3 separate regions of the Homo sapiens genome follow, and regions 1 and 2 are each linked to region 3. The links are chromatin loops, found by intact Hi-C in ENCODE. Cell type or tissue: heart left ventricle. All regions are shown on one strand.

Region 1 (8,000 bases), 390 kb after region 3:
TAGCAAGTGTGCCATAATCAAAATGGCAGATGCTTTACTCACACCACACCAGGCATGTGGAGGGAAAAGAAAACCTGGCTGGGGACAGAACCAAAAGAACAAAACCTTAAAACGACAGGATGAGAAGGTGCCTTAGAGGTGGTGATAAGTGGCTGGATTATTTATTTTGTGCAGGATAATTATTAGGCATATTATTATCACTAGATACTTGTTTCTACTTTCAAAGCAAAAACCCAAAGCTCCTCTTACAATTGAAAGGCTGTCAGTGTAGGTGGTTAAAAGCAAGGCTAGCTGAAGTTAATCTAGCATAGCCTGTGAACTCAGGCTAACCTAGGTTAACTTCACAACTTACCAGCACAGTCAACTGAGCTTGGGTAAGATAACTAGCATCTCTACACCTCATTTCCTCCTCTGAAAATTGGGACAATACTATTACTTCCCTCACAGAGTGTCTATAAGGAGTCAAGGAAATAATGGGTACTCGACAATGGTTAACTATTATCATCGCTGCTGTTGTCATTGTCATCATTTTTATCCTCAACACCATCACTATGGTGATGCTCGGGTGGTATAGGGCCATTAGCCTCCATTTCACATATGATTACATTGGATGTTTTTATTAGGAGTATAAATTGGGCTTCAGTTTGAAAGTAACTTCACAACTAATTGGCGCTCTCCAGGGTTGAGAATTAGAGGCAAAATACGATTTTTTTCACAGGCTGCCAGACCAAAAATTTTGAATTTTAGGATGCCAACTCTAGAGAAATAGTCAATGCATCTACTACAGGATACATTATTCAATTTTAAATGTCTTCACAGCCTCAGTCACCCACTGAGCTTAGAAGAGACATAAATGATTGGCTCCTGGAGAGGCAGTGGGAATGATGGAAAGAGGATGGCTACAAGTCACACAACCCCAGAAATGCCATGTACACTGACTAGAATGTGAATGGCACCCCTGGAGTAACACAGTACCCTTGAAGCAGAGTGAAAGAGCATAGCCTTTGAGGTCAAGCAAATTGAGATTCAAATCCAGCCCCTACCATGAACTCAGGCATGTTACTAAACCAAAGCTCCATTTCCTAATTTGTAAAATGGAAATAATAATCCCTATGTGTTAGGTTATCATGAGGATTAGAAATACTAAATATACAGGGTCCAGCAGTGTGTTCACAGGTCCTCAATAGGAGCTATTAATAGTACCATAGCTATTACTTCTATCATTCTATTGGTTCTAATATCAAATGTGGGACAAATATTGGTCTTAAACTAGATCAGTAGTCTCCAGGTATTTTTAAATAATGGCATTTCCCACTAGCACCTTTCCTCTTACCACTAAATCAGGTGGTGCTGATTATGCAGCCCTAAGAAAAGACAAGAGACTCATTGTCATTAGGTAGGTTATTTTGCAAGATTACATCTTCCCTGGTAGGGCTACTTCTCTCTGCATAACTCCAGAGGCTCCCATTCTTATGGTCCGCCACACCAAAGTCCTGACACTGAGTTAATGCTAGAGACTGTGCTTGCAATTTGGGACACTGCCACCAGGTGTCAGTACTGAGCAAAAAACACGTATGCAAATAGTCGGGCTCCCCACGGCCATGAGCTGGTGAAAAATATCACAGGTGGGACCAGGGGTTGGTGGCTCACACTTGTAAAACCAGCACTTTCAGAGGCCAAGACAGGAGGATTGCTTGAGGTCAGGAGTTCAAGACCACCCTGGGCAACACAGTGAGACCTTGTCTATAAAAAAAAAATTTTTTTTAATTATCTGGCATGGTAGCACACGCCTCTGGTCCCAAGTACTCAGGAAGCTGAGGCAGGAGGACCACTTGAGTCAAAGAGTTTAAGGCTGCAGTGAGTTATGACTATGCCACTCCACTCCAGCCTGGGTGATAGAGTGAGACCCTGTCTCAAAGACAAAAAAAAAAAAAAATCACAAGCAGTGTCAAAACTGAGCTATATGGTAGGTCCTCAAAGGATGATAGGGTCATCATGTGTCAGAACAGCACACATATTCTGTGCTCACACTTCTTAGCAGACTGGTTCATTCATTCACTCACTCATTCACTCAGTGAGTCCACAAATATTTATTGACCCTGCCAGGAACCAGTGAGTCAAGTTAAAATTTTATACGCAAACCCTCTCTAGGTCAGTATGTCATAAGTAAGTCCCTAGGGCATCTCCCGGTACATGGGCATGCCAACACAAATGCACCAGAACAGTAAGTTGCTGTGCAGACTCACCCATACATCCACCTAAGGTTAGAGAAATTCCTGCCAAGCCCAGGTCCAGGGTGAGTCAAGGGCTCTGAACACCACTGACTCAGAGAAGTCAAGCCTGGTGTAGCTTCTTTCGTATTAACGACCACCAGGAAATCAGGATGACCTTAAAGCACAGGTGGTCCTGCTCCCCTCTGGTCAACTAAGAACTACCTCCATCTCCTGGAGGTCCTTCCAGGACTAAACATGACCCCAGGACTTGGCCAGAGTGGGTCTTGAAGACAATGTCTAGTTTGGTAACAAACATATAGAAGTGGACCAAAAGCAGAATGACTAGAACAGAAGGACATGCCCAGCCTTGAGTGTATCAGTTGAGCTGCAGAAAAGGTCATGAATGGCTGCTTAAGTGCATGTAAGGAGCTAAGAGTCAATCCCAAATGGTAGCCTGGCTTCTGGGCCTCCACCCACACCTCTGCTCACAGATGGACCCCAGAAACTAGACTTGCATCTGGCTTGTAATCTTGTACATCTAGTCTCCAAGCCATCAGCTCTGCAGGTATTCTGTTTTCCTTTAGCCAAACAGCTGCAGCGAACTAGATAGCATTGAGTTTGCACCCATCTATGTTGATGGGTGCTTTGTCCTTGAGTATCTTGAAATGCTTCCCCAGCTGCCCCCTGCTCAGGAATATGAAGTCATAGATAATGGTTAGGATCTCAGATCAGTCACAAAACCCTTTTTAGAGGCTATGTGAGCCATATGGGGTAGAGGTTTGGAGGGCTGCTCCAGAGGCTCCCACTGCCTGGCTTGAATCCTGACTGTCACTTCCAGGCAGGAGACTGTGGGCAACAGACTTAACATCACTGTGCCAACATCATTTAATGCAAAGTGAAATTAAATAAAAATGATGGCAGCCACCTCTCACAGTTAGGGTAAAGATTAGATAAGTTTAATGTGTACAAAGCACTTAGAGCGATCCCTGGCACACGTAAACAAATGCACAGGAAATGTTAGGGTGAAAAGAACTCTGAGGCAGAAGCCCATCGACCCTCCCACTGCATCGGGCTACCCTGTGAACTCCGTGTGCGTCCCTGAGCCCACTAAACTTCCCTGACCTCACATCTCTCATCTGCACAACGCAAGGGTTAAAGGACAGGATCTCTAAGCGCCTTCCAATTCAAAAATCAAAGAAAAATAATAAGGGGAACATTTTCTGAAACTCTCTATTAAATAAATGCTTTTCTTTTTGAGTGATGCCTGTTAGTGAGAGCCTGGTTGATCCCAAAGCCCTTGCTTGTATCAGGTCCCAGGGGTTTTCGGGCCATCTCTCACTCCAGGCTTGATGTCCAGGGCTAACAGGGTCAATCCCACGCTACCTGCAGCTGGCACCATGGCCCCTGTGTCACCCAGGCTCCTAGTGTCATATTAGCAGCCAGGTTTGAGCAGCTCCTGCAATCCCTCACCCCTTAACTACTACAAAGCCTGGGGGACATCAGAAGTACAGCTCTCCTTCAACAACAACAATGGTGGAGTGTCCTCCTTTCAAACAACTTTTTCTTGTCAGTCTCAAAAGAAAACCAGGATTACCCTTCATTTGTTTCTTTCTTCCTATCTGGTTGTTAATCCTTCAAAAGCCCCTTTTCTGTCCCCTAAACTCCTTGAGCCACAGTGGGCTTCATGACCCAAATTAACTACAGAACAGTCTGCAAAAATCATCTGTTTGCTTGTCCAGAGCACCTTCCCCATAGCATTTTCCAAGAAAGGCTGATGACTTGCATATTTAAAGAGCAGGCTTGTCTGTGCTTGAAGCTGCGGCCGTGCTCTGAGGCAGCGCAGTGCCATGAGGGCTCATTAAGCCTGGGAAAAATAACAGCACAGCGGCAGACTAATAGACGACAGCATGAATGATTCAAGCCGTTTTCGGCGTCTCAGGGTTAAAAATACATTCCTTTGGCTGTGAGATTGTGTATTGTGAACAAGACTACTCAGGGACAGGATTTCCATATTTTGTCAGGAGTGGGGGAGGTGAGTAGGAGAGGAAGGATGAAAAGAACAATAATGCTACTTGAGGTTGCCTCCATGAAGAGCTAACTATCCTAAATATATCTGCACCCAATACAGGAGCACCCAGATTCATAAAGCAAGTTCTTAGAGACCTACAAAGAGACTTAGGCTCCCACACAACAATAGTGGGAGATTTTAACATCCCACCGTCAATATTAGACAGATCAACAAGACAGAAAATTAACAAGGATATTCAGGACTTCAACTCAGCTCTGGACCAAGCAGACGCAATAGACATCTACAGAACTCTCCACCCCAAATCCACAGAATATACATTCTTCTCAGCACCACATCGCACTTATTCTAAAATTGACCACATAATTGGAAGTAAAACACTCCTCAGCAAATGCAAAAGAACGGAAATCATAACAAACTGTCTCTCAGACCACAGTGCAATCAAATTAGAACTCAGGATTAAGAAACTCACTCAAAACCGCACAACTACATGGAAACTGAACAACCTGGTCCTGTATGATTACTGGGTAAATAACAAAATTAAGGCAGGAATAAATAAGTTCTTTGAAACCAATGAGAACAAAGTCACAACATTGTAGAATCCCTGGGACACAGCTGAAGCAGTGTTTAGAAGGAAATTTATAGCACTAAATGCCCACAGGACAAAGTGGGAAAGATCTCAAATCGACACCCTAACATCAAAATAAAAAGGACTAGAGAAGCAAGAGCAAATAAATTCAAAAGTTAGCAGAGGACGAGAAGTAAATAAGATCAGAGCAGAACTGAAGGAGATAAGAGACACGAAAAACCCTTCAAAAAAATCAATGAGTCCAGGAGCTGGTTTTTTGAAAAGATTAACAAAATAGATAGACCGCTAGCTAGACTAATAAAGAAGAAAAGAGAGAAGAATCAAGCTTGCACATTTCAAACGTAGGTGGGCACAGCCTTCCATACTGAGGATGCCTATGCAGAAAATAACCAAAAATCATCTCCTGCTGTCACTGCCCTTTCACTGACACTGCTTACTGAAAAGCCCCCCAACAGGACAAGAACATTATATTGAGAAACACTGTGTAGAACATTTGTTTAAATATCATGTCATCCCTATCTTTCTATGTGCCTTGCCTCTCCAGTTTTAATAGCTGAGAGCAGAAATCAAGTCTGATACTTTGTCCTTTTCTATGCCTTTCAGGGCCCTTCACTGAATGGGTGTTTGCTCTAAATTAATGGAATAAACACCAGAATGGGATGTTAGGGAGACTATAGAATAAATCTCTCAAGAAAAGTTTCCTAAATCAGAGTGCATGCTCACTTTGTAGGGTGGCTTGGATACAGGTCCACAGGAGAACTGCTGAAGGGAGTTCCTAGGTCCAAGTAGACAATGCACATCCCACCCTGGAATTGCAAAAGACAGAGTGGCCTGGCGGGGCAGCCCTCTGGAACTATAGCATCAACTTGTGGTGAGACAATGGCAAGGGGTCCAGCCAGGTATAGGTGTTGGGAGACACTTGAGCCTGCTCCGAAAAGGTCCTGATCAAGGGGGTCCAGCATTTGGAAACTAGTTCGTGGGCTCCTTGCCTATCTCCTTTGTTGCATAAAAATCCACGTGCCTAGCTCTCGTCGCATTTTATCAGGGCCCTTTACTTACTTGTGTGTCCTCTCCATCAATGACTTCCTTCGTATTCCAAGTACTTGGCATGGTTCCTGGCAAAGCATGGTTACCCATAAATAGAACACAATGAAGGGCAACCCAGGAGCAGGGAATGTTGGCAAGGTAGGCAGGTGGATGAGGGGTTTCAGGGAAGGATGGCTTTCACAAAGAGAGAACTACATGACACAGGAGAGTAATATGGAGTCCGCAATTCTTGAAGCATTGTACACATTACCAAGGCAGAATTTGATACCAGAACATGATAAAGGTCCAGCTACTCCAGCTACTCTGGGAAGAAATGAGGTCTTGGGAAGTTGAAGCATCAGGCTATGCAGAAATCTACAAATAACAAAAAATAACCTGATGATCCTGCTTTTTAGTGTTCTTAACCTAGAAATGTGTGAGAGTGCCTCATGCTTTGGGTCAGGATTGGTGTTAGGCTTGTAAGCCAATACATGGCTATAAATGGAAATTGCATGGCCACAGGGGTGGAAACCCAAACAGGGAATGAGAATGCTGAGCCTCTCCATCCTCTGTGACTCAAAGAAAAAGGGATTCGCCTTTCTAGTTGGAGAGCAACTAGTTGGAAGGACAATCCCTATACTATCACCATCCCCAAAGGCTTTGTGAGTGGGTTACAGAAAAGCACTGCAGCCAAAACTCTCACCACAGTGAAAGCCACGGTACCTAGAAAGCATCATTGGACTATCTGGAATTCTAAGTAAAAATTCCAGGAGGCCAATAGCCTTCTGAGAAAAATACATGAAGTGATGAAGACAATGCTTCCTCCCCTTGGGAAAATCTCATTCCTCAAATCTGGCCTTCCTTAAAGGAGGTCACAAAGGGAGCATGAGAAGTGAATTCACATTTGAGCCCTCTCTCCACCTAAGCTTTTAGTCCTTAGATTTAGTGGAGGAATAAATCTCTGCCCTTGCCTTTAAATTCAAGGAGCTTCCCTTCTCTTTTGTTCCCTGAGCTTGTCTTCTATTGCTTGTAAAAGTGCTATTACTGCCTCATCCTCCCTTTCAGGCTGATCTATTAATATCTGGACTCAAAGTAGCCACTGAAAATGTCAATTCATCCCTGTAGTGGATCAGGTACAGATATGACAGCCTGGGACCAGTCACCAAGTTTATAGAAATGGTGAGTCACAACAGCTACATCTCTAGATCCAAATGTCCTGTGCCTTAAGTACAGCAAGTTGTTCTGGTGAAAGAATGCACAATGAAGACAGGCTTCTGGGAAGAGCCTTTGTTCCTGCCATAACTGACGTTGCAATACTTGATCTGGCATTGTGAGTCTTCCTTTCCAGAATTTTGTATATTATACAAAATATTACACATGGATAACACACTAGTTTTTTTTACGTAAACCCACTTTTGATAGGGTTTTGAACTGTAGACACTCTATTGATCCCAAAGGTATTAATTTGCTTATTCCATAATAAGCTTTCTGTTCTCTTAAGTCTATCCACAAATGGGATATGTAGAAGAGCTTTTACTTTTTCACCAAGTTCATTTTCAGTACGTTAACTGAGAGCAACAATCTTGGGTTGAAAATATTCATAGAAATGGAATAACTAATTCTCTTCAGGAACACATAGTTCCATGCTGATAATCACCACAGTGGCAGCCAATTGCTAGCACTGAGTGTTTATTATGGGTGAGATATGGAATTAGTTGCCTAATGCTGCTATGACAAAGTATCGAAAACTGGGTGGCTTAAAACTACAGAAACTTACTCCGTCATTGTCCCAGCAGCCAGAAATCCAAAGTCAAGGTGTTAGTCCAGTGGGTTCCTTCTGAGGCTCTGAGGGAGAATCTTTTCCGTGCCTCTCTCCCAGCTTCTGGTGGTTGTCAGCAACCCGTAGCATGCCTTGGCTTGAGATGCCTCACTACTGTCTCCGCCTCCATCTTCATATGTCATTCCCCTCTGTGTGTCTGTGTCTCATATCTCCCACTCCTTTCTCATAAAAAATACTAATCATTGGATTTCAGGGCCCATCCTAAATCAAGGATGATCTTATCTCAAGATCCATAAATCTGCAAAGATCTTATAATCCAAGAATGGTCACATTCACAGGTATCAGGGGTTAGGATTTGGACTTATC
Region 2 (8,000 bases), 470 kb after region 3:
CTTCGAAAAACACAGTTAAAAAATATACTCAGAAGCTCTTGTCATCCACATGCCACAGATGTGTGAGGACATTTATGGTAACAACAACTAACATATGGATGAGAATGTACAGTAAGTGCAGGAGAAGCGCTCAGTAAGTGCTCGTCCTGTGGAAGGCAGGCCCCCTTTAGAAGTCAGGGCATACCGACCTCTCCAGGCACATGATCCTGGGAAGCACTGCTGCCCTTGCTATGACCTTCACACCCTGCCAGTGCTGGTTTCCCTGTAAGAGTGTCTGAGATGACTAGGTGACAGCAACAGCCTAAGGAAATCCAAAATTAAAACAATGAGCCATTTGTGTTCCCACTTCTACTGAAGGCTGGTTGAACAGATAGCAGAGAGCCAGAGCGTCGGACTTTCCCAAAAGCAAGAGATATCAGGGCAATTAAAAATAAAAAATGAACCAAAGACGTACCCTTTAAATAGAAGTGCCCCACTTTACCATATTTAAAACAATTCTGATAGAATATTATTTTGCTGCTTCATACAAGACAAGAGAAATCTCTTCTTTTCCACTTTTCTTCTTTTTCTTTTTCTTCTTTTTTTAGTGTATAGAGAACTCCAAAAACATTTCTTAACAGAGCAACAACTTAGGTTGCATTCGTACAGGATCGATATCTCTACAGTGTATTTTTTTACCTGTCACCATCCACACAATTATTTCAGAACATTCCCTGTCAGGTTCTACTTTGTGCTCCGCACAACTCGGGAAGATTTTCATCACCCCAAGGACATGTGAGAGAAATTCATGGTTTACTAGAAGGTTAAGCAACTCAGGCCCTAGCATTGTACAGACAGACATGTCTTTCAAAAGGCAACAGATTTACTTGATGGTCAACTCTGGCGTCATTGGTAACTCACTAAAGGCTGTCTGTCGTAGGATCCTACCTCACGCCTCCGTCTGTTCCCTGATTTAGTGATCAGTAACAGTAATGCCAATGGGGACACAATAAAGACAGCCAAGGGGAAGGCACCCCCATCATCCAGGGACCCCTCCACCCTCCTCTGTTCCTTGTCACATGCACCAATTATGCAGTCCTGCTCTTGGCACACTACCAGAGTTCTCCGTAGGTGGGGCCCAGCCCTCCCACAGGCATTTACTCTTTCACAAAAAAACAGCACAAATCAAGATTAATTAAGATAGAGAAATCTCAAGCAAGCAGAGATTTAGTGACACTTTGGACACCATGGTGAGTGCTATGGAAGCATTTTAATGTACAGAGTCTGTCTCATGCTTCCAAAGTTCTGTTCAAATCAAACCACTGAATGCAATAAGGATCGAAGACACTAGGGAACAAAATGAAAAATAAGACCCAGTCCTTGCTCTTAAAAATCTTACAGTCTATAGGAGAAACTGCATATGTGCTCATGAGAATATAAAATCAGTTCCTGAAGAGAAACCAACGTGTTATGGTGGTGAGAAGACAAAGGTTATATTGAGGATCAGAAAAGGTATCCGACTCTTTCACGAGCTTGTATAATAACTCACAATTCACAGTGAACTGTGTCATGCTTTGTCTTTGACCTAAAATCATACACTTGGAAAGAACCTAAAGGATCATTTGATAAGCAAAATGGTATGAGGGAAACACACGCACACATACACACACATATACACATGAAAACACAAACATACACTACACCACACACACACACCACCATCATCATCATCAGAGCCCTGCTATTGGCTCCTGGTTATTGACTTGGGGACCTTGGGCATGTTGTCTAACCTCTCTGAGCACTAGTTTCCTCTTCTGTAAAATGAGGATAGGCCAGGCACGGTGGCTCACGCCTGTAATCCCAGCACTTTGGGAGGCCGAGGTGGATGGATCACCTGAGGTAGGGAGTTCAAGACCAGCCTGACCAACAGGGAGAAACCCCGTCTCTACTAAAAATACACAATTAGCCGAGCGTGGTGGCGCATCCCTATGATCCCAGCTACTCGGGAGTCCAAGGCAGGAGAATCACTTGAACCTGGGAGGCAGAGGTTGCAGTGAGCCGAGATCAGGCCATTGCACTCCAGCCTAGGCAACAAGAGCAAAATTCTGTCTCAAAAAAAAAAAAAAATGAGGATAATAATTCCACCTTGCAGGATTGTTGTGATAAGTAAACGTAACACATATCAAGAAGCTCAGCAGGTACAAAGTGTTCAACAAATAATATCTCCTGATAATTGGACTAGGTTCCTCCAAAGTGAACTTCAAAAGACTGTCAGTTCTTGTCTTTTAAATATTCACTCATTTATTCGTTGTTTCACTGCAAACATTTACAGTAAGGCCTCTATGTGCAAGACACTGCAGAGTATGAATATAATGTAATCCCTGCATCATGGGATATGATCTAATGGCATAGTTTGATACTGCCCAAAACTTGATCCAAGACATCAGGCATAATATGCAAGGGACAGGGAAGAAAGGGGGCATTAACACCCATCTCCAATTCACCTATGCACAAAAACTGAAGATCACTGAGGTTAAGTAACTGGCTGAAAGTTGCATGTGTTATTTTTTGGACAAACTGAGAAGTGATCGGGGTCTTTTGATGACTAGTCAACTCACAAGATTATCTTTGACCAAGTAGATAGACCATCCTGGACACATCCTAGAGCCTTGCTACACAAAGGAGAGGTGAGAACAGCAGCAATACCATCACCTGGAAACTCATTAGAAATGCAGATTCTCAGGCTACCCAGGACCTCCTGAATCACACCTGGCATTTTAACTAGCTTTCCAGATGGTTCAGATGGATGTTGAAGTTTGAGAAGCACCACCCTAGAGGAACTTCAAAAGACTGTCAGTTCTTGTCATTTAAATATTCGCTCATTTATTCACTGTTTTTCACTCAGCAAACATTTATAGTAAGGCTTCTATGTGCAAACACTGCAGGGTATGAATACAGTATAATCCCTGCATCATGGGATGCAGTCTAGTGGCGCAGTTTGATGCTGCCCCAAACTTGATCCAAGACACCAAACCTGTTATGCAAGGGACAGGGAAGAAAGGCGGCATTGATACGCGTCTCCAAGTTCTCCAAGTCACTGTGTACAAAAATACCATCTGCTTGTTAAAACAATCAAAGTCACAGACAGGCCTGGAGTCAGACCAGCCCTGTTTCTCTCTTTGCCCAGGGAAGGGACCTCAGGCAAACTGCCTCCTTTTGATGAATCCCACCTAAAAAAATAAAGTCTTGGACTTCAGGAACATCCAGATTCTTCCCAGCAGCTCTCTTCATTTCTTCCTAACTCTTCTGGTTTTATTCATTCACTTGGCAAATATTTGAGTGACACTATCTGCTGGGGATTGCTTCAGTGCTGGGGACATTGGTGACAAGATAAATGAGGCCCTATCAGCCAGCAATAAGTACCACACTGAGCACTGAGACAGGGTAATGAGATCTGGCATTGCTGGGTGGCTGCTTTCCATTGGATGGTCAGGGAGGCTTCTTGGAGGAACAGGATTTAACTTGAGGCCAAAACGGCACAAGGGTAGAGCCATATAAAACTAAGGAGAAACCATTTTAGGATGAGGGAACAAACCCTGAAGGTGTGAACAAGCTCGGTGCATCTAGACATGTAAGGAAGGTTCCAGCATGTGAAGGAGCGAGGACGGAGAAGGGTCCGGTGAGGTCTTACAGCAACAGAGGGTCCAGCCACATGAGGCTGAGCAGCCAAGGTAACTTTCTGGATTATTTTCTGTGTGTGACCAGAAGAGTGCTAGGCAAGGATCTGATTTTAAATTCTCTTCTTATAAAATGAGGTATGGAATAGGCTGCTATGGACTGAACTGTGTCCTCCCCCAAAACTTATATGTTGAATCCCTAATCCCTGGTACTTCAGAATGTGACTTTTTGGAGACACGGTCTTTAGAGAGGTGATAACATTGAAACGAGGTCAAGAGGTTGAGCCCTAAACCAGTCTGATCGGCATCCCTATGAGGAGAGGAGATGAGGACACAGACACACACAAAGGGAAGGCCATGTGAGGGAGGACGCAGGGAGAAGACAGCCATCCGCAAGCCAAGCAGAGAGGCTTAGGGAGAGACCATTTGTGCTGACACCTTGATCTCGAACTTCCAGCCTTCAGAGTTGGGAGAAAATAAACATCTGTTGTCCAAGCCACTCAGTCTGTGGTTTTCTGTGGCAGTAGGCCTAGCAAACTAATGTAAATTTAAGAACAATGATCTTTATAATAACAGAGAAAACAGCAAATTCTCCTGTACTTCTCTAATTGGTACATGTTCTTATAAATGCTGGCTTAGCCTTTATAACTCTCTCCAAATCTTAAACTGGACTTAAAAGTCCTTCAAGCTAGTGATCTAAACTCTAGTTCTGCCCAATCCCAGAGTCTTTTTTCAACAGTTCCTGAACTAATCACAGGCAAATACCTGAGTTTCCTTATCACGTTATCCTGCCTGAGTTTCTTTCAGCTAAGAAACATAAAACAACAAAACTCATGCTGTTTCTTCTGGTTTCAGTTAAAAGCCTCCGCCACTTTAGTTACTATGTTGCCTTAAATTCTAAGATGCACTGTCTTTTTTGTTTTTCAACATTTAAAAAGTAAAGATGCGATTTGGAACTGGCGTGTCCCTGCACCGTGAGTGTCTACCTGCCTTTGTCAAACCCAGGATGCATCAGACAATCACTGGCATTGTAGAAGCAAGAGAATGCGACGATTTTCTGTTCCTTTTGAAAAGGTCGCTGAAAAGCTAGGACAGAGACTCTTTTTCCACCTTTAACTTTGGCAGTTATGTAGTGGCAGAAATTATAGAAAAAGTATAGCTCTCACTTAGGAAGGCCAGGGTCCAAATCCCTGGATGGCTATGAAGATGCTGCCCGCATTCCAAGGCAGACAGTGTCTTCGCAGTTGTCCCGTCCTGTGGGCCCCTCCATGGGCTTTGCCCTACTGCCTGGATCCTCCATCACTGGTTAGCAAGCTCTGCATGCCCAGCTCCTTCTGAAAGCTGCCTCCTCCTCTCTGCCCTAACAGTGACCTGGTCATCCCTGGAGGGTCTCATGGCATCTGCAGCCACTCGAGTGTGGATGCTCACTCCCCACCCCTACCCAAGCAGTCAGTGTCCTCCCACGTCCCTAACGTGGCTCTACCTTCAGGTATAATCTGTTGCTGCTTGAAGGCTCAGGGCATTCAGCTTCACCCCAAGCTGTCCTTCTCATTGCTCTCATCTGGGACATCCCCCTTCTCTGGGGGCCTTGATCCTGGACCTCCACCTCCTCCCCACCCCGAGCCCTGCCGCCATCCTTGCATCACCAGGCCGACACCTGGGCTTCTGGGTCCTTGGTCTCACCATCCCACCTCACTTCACCTTGGCTTCATCTGCACCCAAACTGAGCCACCAAGCTCCCAGCCACCTTGCCACTACTTTTCCCACACCCTAGTTATTTCTGCCCCTGTTCCACGACCACATCCAGCCACCCACCCCTCAACCTATCACTTTCCCTCCTTTACCAGCCTCCAGTGTAGACATAGCCATCCATCACTTCACTCACCTTCCTGCCACTCCGTTCGGCTCCCGAACCCAGTTGCCTTTCTCCTCTACCTGCCTGGAAACCCCCAGCCTGGCGTGCTCGCTGTTGCCATTCCCTCTCCCTGAAGCAGGCTGCTGAGCACAGCTGGGGAAAATGCATGATCTCAGGGACACTGTCCCCAGAAGTCACTGGGCCACCTTCCAAATGGGCACCAAATCCACCTGGCAATTCTGTGTTCCCCGTGCCAGGTCTCCCCACCTTCAAGGCACCACAGCAGACCTTTCCCCACTCTCCTCAAACCTCCCCCCGCCGGCCTTCCTCCCATTCACTCACTCACTTGCTCACTCATGTATTCATTCAAAAATGTTTGTGGAGACCACAGCCAAACCCGGTCCAGAGCTGGCACCAGGATGTGGCTCAGTCATTCATCACCCTTCTCTGCTTTCTCTTTGTAAACCAAAAACAAAATTCTAAGTTCCTCAACCATGTAAATGGACTTCCTGCCAGGCCAGAGAACTCTAAAATTTAACCAGAAAGACTGGCTCAGGCTATGACGGGAAGTAGGGTTGAACATGCCTCAATATAACCTCCGGTATTAACATCAACACAGACCTTACATCTGATAATAAATATTTACAATCTAGTCTCTCTGAAGCCTGCCACCTGGAGGCTTCAGCTGCATGAGAAAACTTTGGTCTGCACAACCCCTTATCGAAACCCAGACATTCCTTCTTATTGATAATAACTCTTCTTTTTCTTTTTTTTCTTTTTTTTTTTTTTTTGAGTCAGAGTCTTGCTCTGTCGCCCAGGCTGGAGTGCAATGGCACAGTTTCAGCTCACTGCAAGCTCCGCCTCCCAGGTTCATGCCATTCTCCTGCCTCAGCCTCCCGAGTAGCTGGGACTACAGGCGCCCACCACAATGTCCGGCTAATTTTTTTTGTATTTTTAGTAGAGACGGGGTTTCACGTGTTAGCCAGGATGGTCTTGATCTCCTGACCTCGTGATCCACCCCCGTCGGCCTCCCAAAATGCTGGGTATTGATAATAACTCTTTTGACCAATTGCCAATCAGAAAATTTTTAAACCTTCCTATAACCTGGAAGCCTCCCTGCCCGCCCAACTTGCTTCAAGTTGTCCTGCCTTTCTGGACCAAACCAATGTATTTCTTAAATGTATTTGATTGATGTCTCATGTCTCCCTAAAATGTATAAAACCAAGCTCCATGAAAACCCTAAACCACAGGGTTCAGAGAGCTTCTGGACTGGTGAGGCCATGGCAGTGCTGGGAGGTGGCGCACCTGGAGGGGGCATGGAAGCTCTGCGCCACCCCCATACCTTGTCCTATGCATCTCTTCCATGTGGCTGTTCCTGAGTTGTATCCTCTACAATAAACCTGTACACATAAGTAAAGTGTTTTCCTGAGTTCTGTGAGCCACTCTAGCAAATTATCAAATCTGAAAGGAAGAGGGGCTGTGAAAACCATGGGCTCTGCACACAAGTCAAACAGAGCTAAATGGAATTCCGGGACAACCAGTTGATATCCAAAGAGTTAGTGTGTCCCTAAAGGCAGGGGAACCCCACAAACAAAAACAATCCGTGCTCCTCACACACTCCTGCCGGTCCTCCCTCATCCCTGACCACAGTCTCTCATGCTTCTTTGTGGCTCCTTGTCCTCTGCCTGTCCCCTAAAGATTAATGTTCTTTAGGATACTCCTTTGCACCATCTTGTCTCTGCACTGGCTTTTCCCATGCACTCTCATCTATCTGCACGGCTCTAATTATAATCCATATGCTGAGAACAGCCAAAGCCCTGCCGTCAGTCAGCTCTCCTTCCTCAGCTTTGCAACCAGCTCTCCACTGAACATCTCCACCTGGATGTCACTCAGAAACTGCAAACTCAACTGGCTCAAAGGAGACATACAATCTCTTCCAAATCTGCTGTTCTTATGGCCTTGATTCTAATGAATACCCCCCACCGGTGGTCCAGGCCAGAAAGCTAAGCTTCTATCTTATCTCCTCCCTCATGACCACCTGCACCTCCTGCCTCTAAGCATCCACTCTCAAGTCCTGTTGGTTCTCACTGCTGAACAACTTTGTAACGTATCCCCTCCTCTTCGTTCTCACAGCTGCTCTCCTGTCACCTTCCTCTCTCCTGCCACTGGCCTCCCTGCAGGGGGATGGCCCTCGTGCCCAGTGTGGAGTGGATTCTCTCTCCATTCTGCAGCTGGACCCAGTGTGGCCTTTTTTTCATCCCCCCAATGCAAATCTTATCAGATCACTCCCTGCTTAAATCTGTCCAAGTGCCTCCTATTGCTCTTAGGACCATTTCCAAGCTCCTTAAGTGGTACACAAGCCCACCTGGCCCCTGCCTAATTCTGGAGCTGAAGCTCTCCCCACTCCTCCACCCCACTGAACAACGCAGCCCCACTAAACTTCTTGCGGTCCCCATAAGGAAGCTTTTCTCTATCACCTCTCATGCTTG
Region 3 (8,000 bases):
ACGACCTTCCACATCCTCAGTGTTAAGGTTAGGTCCTGCTGGTCATGTTGGCCTACTGATGGTCCCTAGTCACTTTTGGGATTTGCTGTGGAGTCAGGATATGAAATTCTGCCTTAGGTATTTATTGTTCTTACTCTTTCAATACATACAGACCATAAACAGGCCTATCATGTGAGTGGAAATGTATGTATGCTTTCTCTTCTGAATGTGGCCAGGTTTTTCACAGAGGTGACTGAAAGTTACAACATGACCATTCTGCGTTAGTTCTCAGGTGAGCACAGATCCTTAACACAGTGTTTGCTGAAAAGGAACACTGCCAGGTGATGTTTTAATGCAAATTCCCATTTATTTACAGGATATCAGGCAAGCAGTGAACCAAGGAGATCAAACAAGCCCTGGCTTTCTCTGTTCTCAGCATGGCCTGCCTGCTTCTGCTCCTTATGTCTCCCATTTGCAACTTGCTCTAAGTCAACACAGATTCTGCAAACAATCATTCCATAATTTTCTTATCTGATTCTTCCAGTGCTTTCTTTGTGACTCAAGGACTGTCTGCAAGGACAAGTGCAGGTGAAGGGTGGAGTCTCTGGGACAGGTGTGGCTGAGTGGCCATGCAAGATGAGGTATGAGTTCTGCTATTGGCACAATGACCCGGGTTGTGTCGAGCCAGCCACTAGGGCCTCCCACCAACCAGCTGCTCACAGGGTCTTCCATATGAACATCACGTATGTGGTGGTGCTGTGGCACACGAAGGTCCACAGGAGACCATCACTTGGTACTTCACACTGCAGAAATCCTAAAGCTTTCAGAAGAAGCATATAGAACAGAATTCTCAGATCGTCAGACTCGAAGCCATTTAAAATTATATAGTTGAACCTTGAGCAATGCGGGGCTTAGAGGCGCCAACTTCTCACACAGTCAAAAATTTACATATAACTTTTTACTCCCCAAAAACTTAACTACTAATAACCTTCTGTTGACTGGAAGCCTTACTGATAACATAGTCAAGAGTCAATTAACACATATTTTGTATGTTGTATATATTATATACTGTGAAAAAGGAAAATCCGGTTAAGAAAATCATAAAGAAGGAAAATGTATTTCCTATTCCTATTTTGTATGTTGTATATATTATATGATGCAAAAAAGGAAAATGCTATTAAGAAAATCATAAAGAAGAGAAAATGTATTTCCTATTCATTAAGTGGAAGTGGATCATCATAAAGGTCTTTGTCCTCATTGTCTCCATGTTGAGTAGGCTGAGGAGGAGGAGGTGGAAGAGGAGGGGTCTGTCTTGCTGTTTCAAGGGCAGCAGAGGCAGAAGAAAACCCACGTAGAAGTGGACCCGTGCCATTCAAACCTGTGTTATTCATGTGTCAGCTGTACTTCTATTAGGTTTCCTTGACCATTTTGAAAGCATTATAATTCTGTCAAAATAGACTAGCTGCAAATGGTAAACTATTAACAAAAGCCATGCTACTTAGACCACCAACCTCAGAATCTCCTGGCAAGCTTATAAAACAGCAGATTCTCGATTCCAATTTCAGACCTTCTGAATAAGAACTTTTAAGGTCACGGCACAGCAATCTCAATTAGAGTCAAGCTCCCCAGGTGATTCTTATAGACATCAGAGTTTGAGAGCCATTAAAGCAGCATATTTGACTCCATCTCCTGACCCTTCTGAATAATAAAAGAATTTAGTGTATGTTGAATGCAAAGAACTTGTGAATAAAAAAAGCTTTTTACACAGATGAATAACAACAATCATTCTGGAGGAATCCCCAAAAGGAGGATAAAGTGGCCTTGTGAAAATATTGATGATTGTATTGATTCCTTCAAAATCAACCTTTGGCTGAGAAAGACTTCACTAGTCCTTCTCTTTGGATTTTTCCAACAGCTTGATTAAGCCAGCCCCACTCATCTAAAACTGAGGTCTCCACGAGCATGGGGTTTTGGGGTACAGGTGAGGGTTGGGGTTCTGGGGCTGGAGGAGGGGGCACATGCACATGGGTGTGGCAGCCAGCAGGTAGGGTGTGGCCCAGAGAAGGTGGCGACATGAACTTCCAGATCTAGAAGCTAAAGCTACTCCCATCCCAACTGGAAAGTGGAGACAGAAGACCATGGTGGGGAAGGAGGAACTGTCCACCTGGAACACAATTCTGCTCAGACCTTGGCCACAGCCATTGCTTACATACTCTGCTGCCAAGCCCAAGGGGTCGACCAGATTAGGAGTCCGATAGGAACTTGACCTTTTAGGGGCTCAAAGATTATTTCTGTCAGATGGCTTTCTCAGAGGGAAAAGAACCCCAAGAACCACTCCCTGATCTCATGTCTCATTGATTCCACCAGTCAATCACAATGGAATCTGAAGTTTGTCTAAGGACAAAGAGTCAGCACTTTATCCTTATAAAAAGTTATAAAAAGACAGCTATAGACAGCTATGCTGCCAAAGCCCCAGGCACATGAAGGTAATTCAACAACCCATTAAATTTATTATGGTACTGGGAGGTGACAAAATTGCCTTTAGGGCCAAAGTCTGATAAAGAAGAACAGAGCTCTGTTTTAGGTCTGAAATTATACACGGTGTCAGCACATTGACAGGAGCCTGGGAAGTAAGAGGTTGCTTTGAAATTCAGAATGCTGAGTAACTCAACCTATTCAGACCTTTCTACTTTATCATCTCTCTCTCTCTCTCTCTCTCTCTCTCTCTCTCTCTCTCTTTTCCAAGCCAGGTTCTGAATGACTTAAATAGCTGGGTTGGGATTACAAAGGATTTTAGCTGTGGTTTTGTGTGTATTTGTATGCATGCATGTGTATGTATTTATGCGTGCATGTGTGTGTATTTATATGTGTGCATGTGTGTGTGTTTGTGTGTGTGTGTGTGCATGTTTGTGTGCCCCTTAAATCTGGTGCTTTCATTTTTTATGGTCTGTTTTACAAGAGAGAAATTGCCCATTGCTGTGCCAAGAGCGGTCTTTGAAACAGCAGTGAGAAGTCAGAAGAGCTGGGAAAAGGATGTTTGGCTTAATCAGTTTCGGAACCAAGTCCAGTCTGAATACTTATCAATTTCTAAGCCACTGTTTTCCCAGAGTCTGAGCCATGACCCCTCTCTCCCCACATCATTTTGTGGAGCAGGTTGTCAGAGGGAGGGATCAGACAGGGTATGCCCTTTCTGGGAGACTCCTGCTTCCTACCACACTTCACTGTCCTCAGCTGGAAGGAGGCCTTTCTCAACCCTTCTTGGCCTGGAAGCCTCTGTACTGAGAGGTTCAGGAAATCCAGGCAATGATTGATGGTTTGTTCGTGTCAGCAGAGCATAGGAAAAGCTTCTTTTCAGATAGGAGATTAAGCTCTTTTCATTTTGGGATCAAAAGCAAGAAGAAAGAGATGCATTTCATATGCAATCTGAGTTCTTTTAAAGAGTAACACCCTCCTCTCACCTTCCTCTACCCTCACTGTGTTGGAGTGGCACCAGGAGTCTGCGCTTCTGCCAGCTGCAATTTCTCCTTGTACCCGCTGGAAGCCAACCAGGATGGCTGCCGGCCTGGTCCTGCCGAGTCCTGTCCCTTGTTGATGGGCTCCAGGGAGCAATTGGCCCTGGGCCTGGCAGCCCACCTGACCTCCCTGCATTATCCGCTGTCTGTCACTTGTCATCGGGTGAGTCTGGTTGCAATCAATTCACGCAGGCTCCTGTGGGAACACGTCTGGTAACTTATCATGTTGCAGCCTGTCAAAAGTCTGACATGCTTGGGGCAAACGTTTGCTTTGTGCAACTGCTATTTCAAGGGTGTGTGATGTCGCCATCTCAACAGCGTATGTGCCCAGAGACAACAGCACTGAGAGAAAGCATGGTTTCAGGAATCCCAGGATCTGTTATTAGAAGAATGACCATTGTTAGGTAAATAACTCAGGGCACATGGTATGAACATTTGAGAAGGAGGGATCGCCTAGGGTTTCATGTCAGGTCTGGGGTGGGGGAAAGTTTATGCCGCTTTCTTTTCTTTGCGTTAGATTCCTGAATTCATTTCCTCAAAGCTTCTCCCTCCATGAATCTAGAAAGATTTCATGGACAATCTGCCATCAGGCTGAAATGATAACAAAACCTGGATTAGCACACCATTTCCCTAATAGAGTCACATAAACTCTTTTTAAAATTATTATTTCCAAGTCTGTGGCTATATTTTCTAGTCAATTGCCATTATAAATAATTTACCAAGTACAAAGGAGCATTCTGTATTGCCTGATTTATTTTAAATCCATGGCCTAAGGAAACAGAAGAGACCTTTGCTCCCTCTCCATCAGATCAGCTGGCATAAAACAATGTGTGTGCTTGGGATTTAGGTGATATTTTTTCCCTTGCATGCAAACATTGAATACTTTGGCTGAAAGAAAGCAAAACCTTTACAAAGCCCTTGGTGTTTGGATGGTGAGAGACTTGTGGCCCAGGCACCCTGGAGAGCAATGGGCAGCCAGCATCAACTACTAGACATTTGGTAACCAATCTCAGACCAAGAGCACCCAGCCAACCCAATGGCTGACTGCAAAACTGCCCAGTGAACCCATAGACTTGGGAATAATAATAAAAAACTTAAGTTCCTACATTTTGGGGTGGTTTGTTACACAGCAAAAACTAACTGATACATCCTCCAATGACTTAGTTTATATCAATCTAGAGGCCTTTGTCGGTCCTTATTTGCCTCAATGTTTCTGTCTGATTTGAGGTCATCCGTTCTGCTGAAAATCTTTAAAATGGATGCTTGTGGGGTGTTCCAGAGTGGTCTTACTTATAACAAGAGTTATCTTAAGTGACTCCTTGGAGATCTTCATTTACCTAGGCATCTCTATTGATGTGAAAGTAAAGAACCTGTTAATCTCTGTTAATCAGGAAAATGGTGTTAGAATGTGGTTTCTCCATCTACTCTTTGGTTGTCTGGCTAAACCTTGCTACCAGCAATGAGCCAGCTAGGGTAGAAAAAGCCTGGCCAATTGAAGGTTAATAATTGGGAAGTAGGTCCTAGCTACCTACCTATAGCAATCACAGAGTTCATCAGAGAAGCAGAATCAATAGGATGTATGTGTGCATATTTCTATATTATTTTGATTTTTAAATACACATAAACACACACACACTCATAGAAAGAGAGAAAGAGAGAATGATTGACAGAGATTGTGGAGGCCGGCAAGTCCAAAATCTTCAGGGTAGATCTGAAGGCCGGAGACCTAGGGAAGAGTTGATGTTGCAGTTCCAGTCCAAAGGCTGGCAAAATTCCTGGGGGGAAGTGAGTCTTTTTTCCATTAAGACCTTCAACTGATTGGATTAGGTCCATCCACATTATGGAGGGTAACTGCTTTACTCAAAGTCTACTGATTTAGTGTTAATCACATCTAAAAAATACCTTCACAGTAACACATAGATAATGATTGACCAGATACCACCAGATAATGATTGACCAGGTACCAACTAGGGCTAGCCAAGTTGACACATAAAATTAACCATCACACTACTGTTGTTGCTGATTAGATGACTAGACTTTCTTATTCTTAAGAAAGTCACTATTGTTTCTAACCCAGTAGTCATTGTCCAGGACTCAGTAGCTAGATATAGCAGACTGTGAAATGGTTCTGATCTGGGCAGATGTGCTTTGTGACTAATGAATCATGCAAAACATTTATCATATTTGCTTCCCTCTTTATTTCTCACTGATTGATCCTGGATGGGTGAGAAGTTTTCTCTATCAGAAAAGTCATCTAAATCAATAAAAATTTACAGAAACCACAAGCATTGTCATGATAGTGTCAGGGATTGCAAAGATGTCTTGAGGGTCCAGTTTCTTTTTAAATTATAGTCAGAATTACAGTGATGCCACCAAGAAAGAATAAATGTGTCAGAGATAGAAAATGTGATTTCACAATCCTTTGTTTACAGGTTTTAAAAGTCTTTGTCAGTTATGCAAAAAGCCTCTAAAAGTAGGACTAAAAACATGGGACACAAAGACTGGAACAAAACAAATGAATGTGGTTAATAACAGATATGTGGGCTCTCAAGGATATTAACATACATAAAAATTCATCATGAGAAATAATTACATTCCCTATTGTGGCCCACCCTCTAATTCTCCTGGGCCCTGAAAAATAATGGGAAGGTTAACACATTTCTCACATTTCTAAGCATGTTATTATTTCTTGCTTACACAAAAATTGCATAAAAGCAATTATTTGGAATCTGGGAGTAGATGACATATACTAGACTCAGATAAAAGCTTAACCAAAATAGAAAAGCAATCTGGCATTGCTGACAATATTGTCACAAAAATATTACATCTTATGAAGGGAATTTCTCAGAATTCAATAACAACATGTTTAACAGCTAAATGGAGTCATTTGCATACTGTGGCAAAGTAAAAATACAATAATCTCATTTTTTGCTGTCTAATAGGATTTCCTAGGGCTAGATGGCTGGGAAGCATAGTCCGATCCTTGCAGTCTGCCCTTTGCTTTTTGTTCACCCTCTGGGCTTTATCTTCTCCACCAATTCTTTTTCACCCTTTCTGCTCTACCTTTATTCTCATTATTCTTCTTCTTCTTTTTTTGTTTTAGAGACAGAGTCTTGCTCTGTCATCCAGGCTGGACTGGAGTGCAGTGGCGCAATTATAGCTCACTGCAACCTCCCCTCCCAGGTTCAACAATTCTCCTGCCTCAGCCTCCCGAGTAGCTAGGACTACAGGCACACACCACCATGCCTGGCTAATTTTTTGTATTTTAGTAGAGACAGGGTTTCACTGTGTTGCCCAGGCTGGTCTGGAACTCCTGAGCTCAGGCAATCCACCCACCTTGGCCTCCCAAACTGCTAGGATCACAGGCGTGAGCCACCAGGCCCGGCCTTCATTATTCTTTTTTATCCTGCACTCTTTTCCTTTACTCCTTTCCATTATTTTCTTATTCACTAAAAGAGATTCCAACTGACTGCCATTAACCTATTCCTAAGTATTAGCAGAGGAAATGAATGATCATTTCTCATTGTTTTCCTTGTTAGACCTTCTTTTTTTTTTTTTTTTTTCTGAGTCGGAGTCTCACTCTGTTGTCCAGGCTGTAGTGCAGTGGTGCAATCTCAGCTCACTGCAACCTCCAACTCCTGGATTCAAGTGATTCTCCTGCCTCAGCCTCCTGAGTAGCTGGGACTACAGGCACGTGCCATAATGCTCGGCTAATTTTTGTAGTTTTAGTAGAGATGGTCTTTCACTGTGTTAGCCAGGATGGTCTCGATCTCCTGATCTCATGATCCTCCCGCCTCGGCCTCCCAAAGTGCTGGGATTGTTACACCTTCTTTTACCTGCAAGTCTGCCATTATTATTGTTGTCATTTCCCTGGTTACCTCTTTCTAGGCCAGGTCAAGACAAACGGTGGACTGGGCCATTTCCTAGGAGGTACAGAAACATCCCACCAAATTCCAGAAAAAAAGAGGATAGTACAATTACTGAAGTTTTGTGTGTGTTCGTGTGTGTGTGTGTGTGTGCACATATGAATTTTGGTTATTATTTCCTCTTATTTTGCCTGCATTATTTGGATAAAGGCTTTAAATCATCAGGACCAGAATGGCATGGTGGTTGAGAAACAGGGATCTGACATTAGCTTATCTGGGTTCAACTTCATGCTCTCCCATGTTTTAGTTTGAGCCCATAAAAACTTACTTGATTTTTCTGCTCTTCAGTTTCCTTATCTATGGAGTCAGAATAATTATAGAACAGAATTTACAGTACTGCTGGGAAGATTCAATAAGATAGTGAACTGAAAACATTAACACATTGCCTTGTACATAGTGGACATGGCAAAGGTGACTCTCACTCCACAAATCCAGGTGTATGCGAAATAGCACATTTCTTTATTTGTGAATAAATTAGCCTCTCAGTAGTTTGTAATTCCATCTCACATACTCTATTTGGGACATAAAGTCCCTCAGGGTCTTTTTAAGGTTCTGAGCCCACATGATGAGCCAATGCGCTGAT

What was found. Hi-C counts contacts between places; a loop is a spot of excess contacts. Peaks named below come from ENCODE experiments on the same cell type or tissue, not always from the same donor. Only the 100,000 strongest peaks of a DNase experiment are listed, where the experiment ranks them.
Region 1: a loop joins it to region 3, with 4 times the contacts of the local background. A loop is called at or near these places in 4 of 110 quality-filtered maps.
Region 2: it touches region 3 in a loop (29-fold over the local background); 2 of 110 quality-filtered maps call a loop at or near these places.

What each region holds. Positions count from the first base shown.
Region 1 is chr1:231,925,582-231,933,581 of GRCh38, reverse strand. All of the region lies in intron 9 of DISC1 (DISC1 scaffold protein), which reads right to left. All of the region lies in intron 12 of TSNAX-DISC1 (TSNAX-DISC1 readthrough (NMD candidate)), which reads right to left. It overlaps DISC1-IT1 (DISC1 intronic transcript 1), which reads right to left and starts at 7,748. Exons shown (of 4, transcript NR_126441.1): 1 at 7,632-7,748. In heart left ventricle, a CTCF peak has its summit at 1,539 (motif pointing right); a DNase peak (open chromatin) is centred at 4,053; H3K4me3 peaks cover 367 bases; H3K27ac peaks cover 3,436 bases.
Region 2 is chr1:231,843,229-231,851,228 of GRCh38, reverse strand. The region is part of intron 9 of DISC1 (DISC1 scaffold protein); the gene reads right to left. The region is part of intron 12 of TSNAX-DISC1 (TSNAX-DISC1 readthrough (NMD candidate)); the gene reads right to left. It overlaps LOC105373170 (a long non-coding RNA gene), which reads left to right and starts at 3,526. Exons shown (of 4, transcript XR_949268.4): 1 at 3,526-3,710. In heart left ventricle, no CTCF peak of the experiment used is centred here; no DNase peak of the experiment used is centred here; H3K4me3 peaks cover 4,870 bases; H3K27ac peaks cover 5,387 bases.
Region 3 is chr1:232,314,958-232,322,957 of GRCh38, reverse strand. No RefSeq gene overlaps it. Among named protein-coding and RNA genes, the nearest start is that of SIPA1L2, 310 kb to the left of the region's middle. In heart left ventricle, no CTCF peak of the experiment used is centred here; a DNase peak (open chromatin) is centred at 3,557; H3K27ac peaks cover 2,525 bases.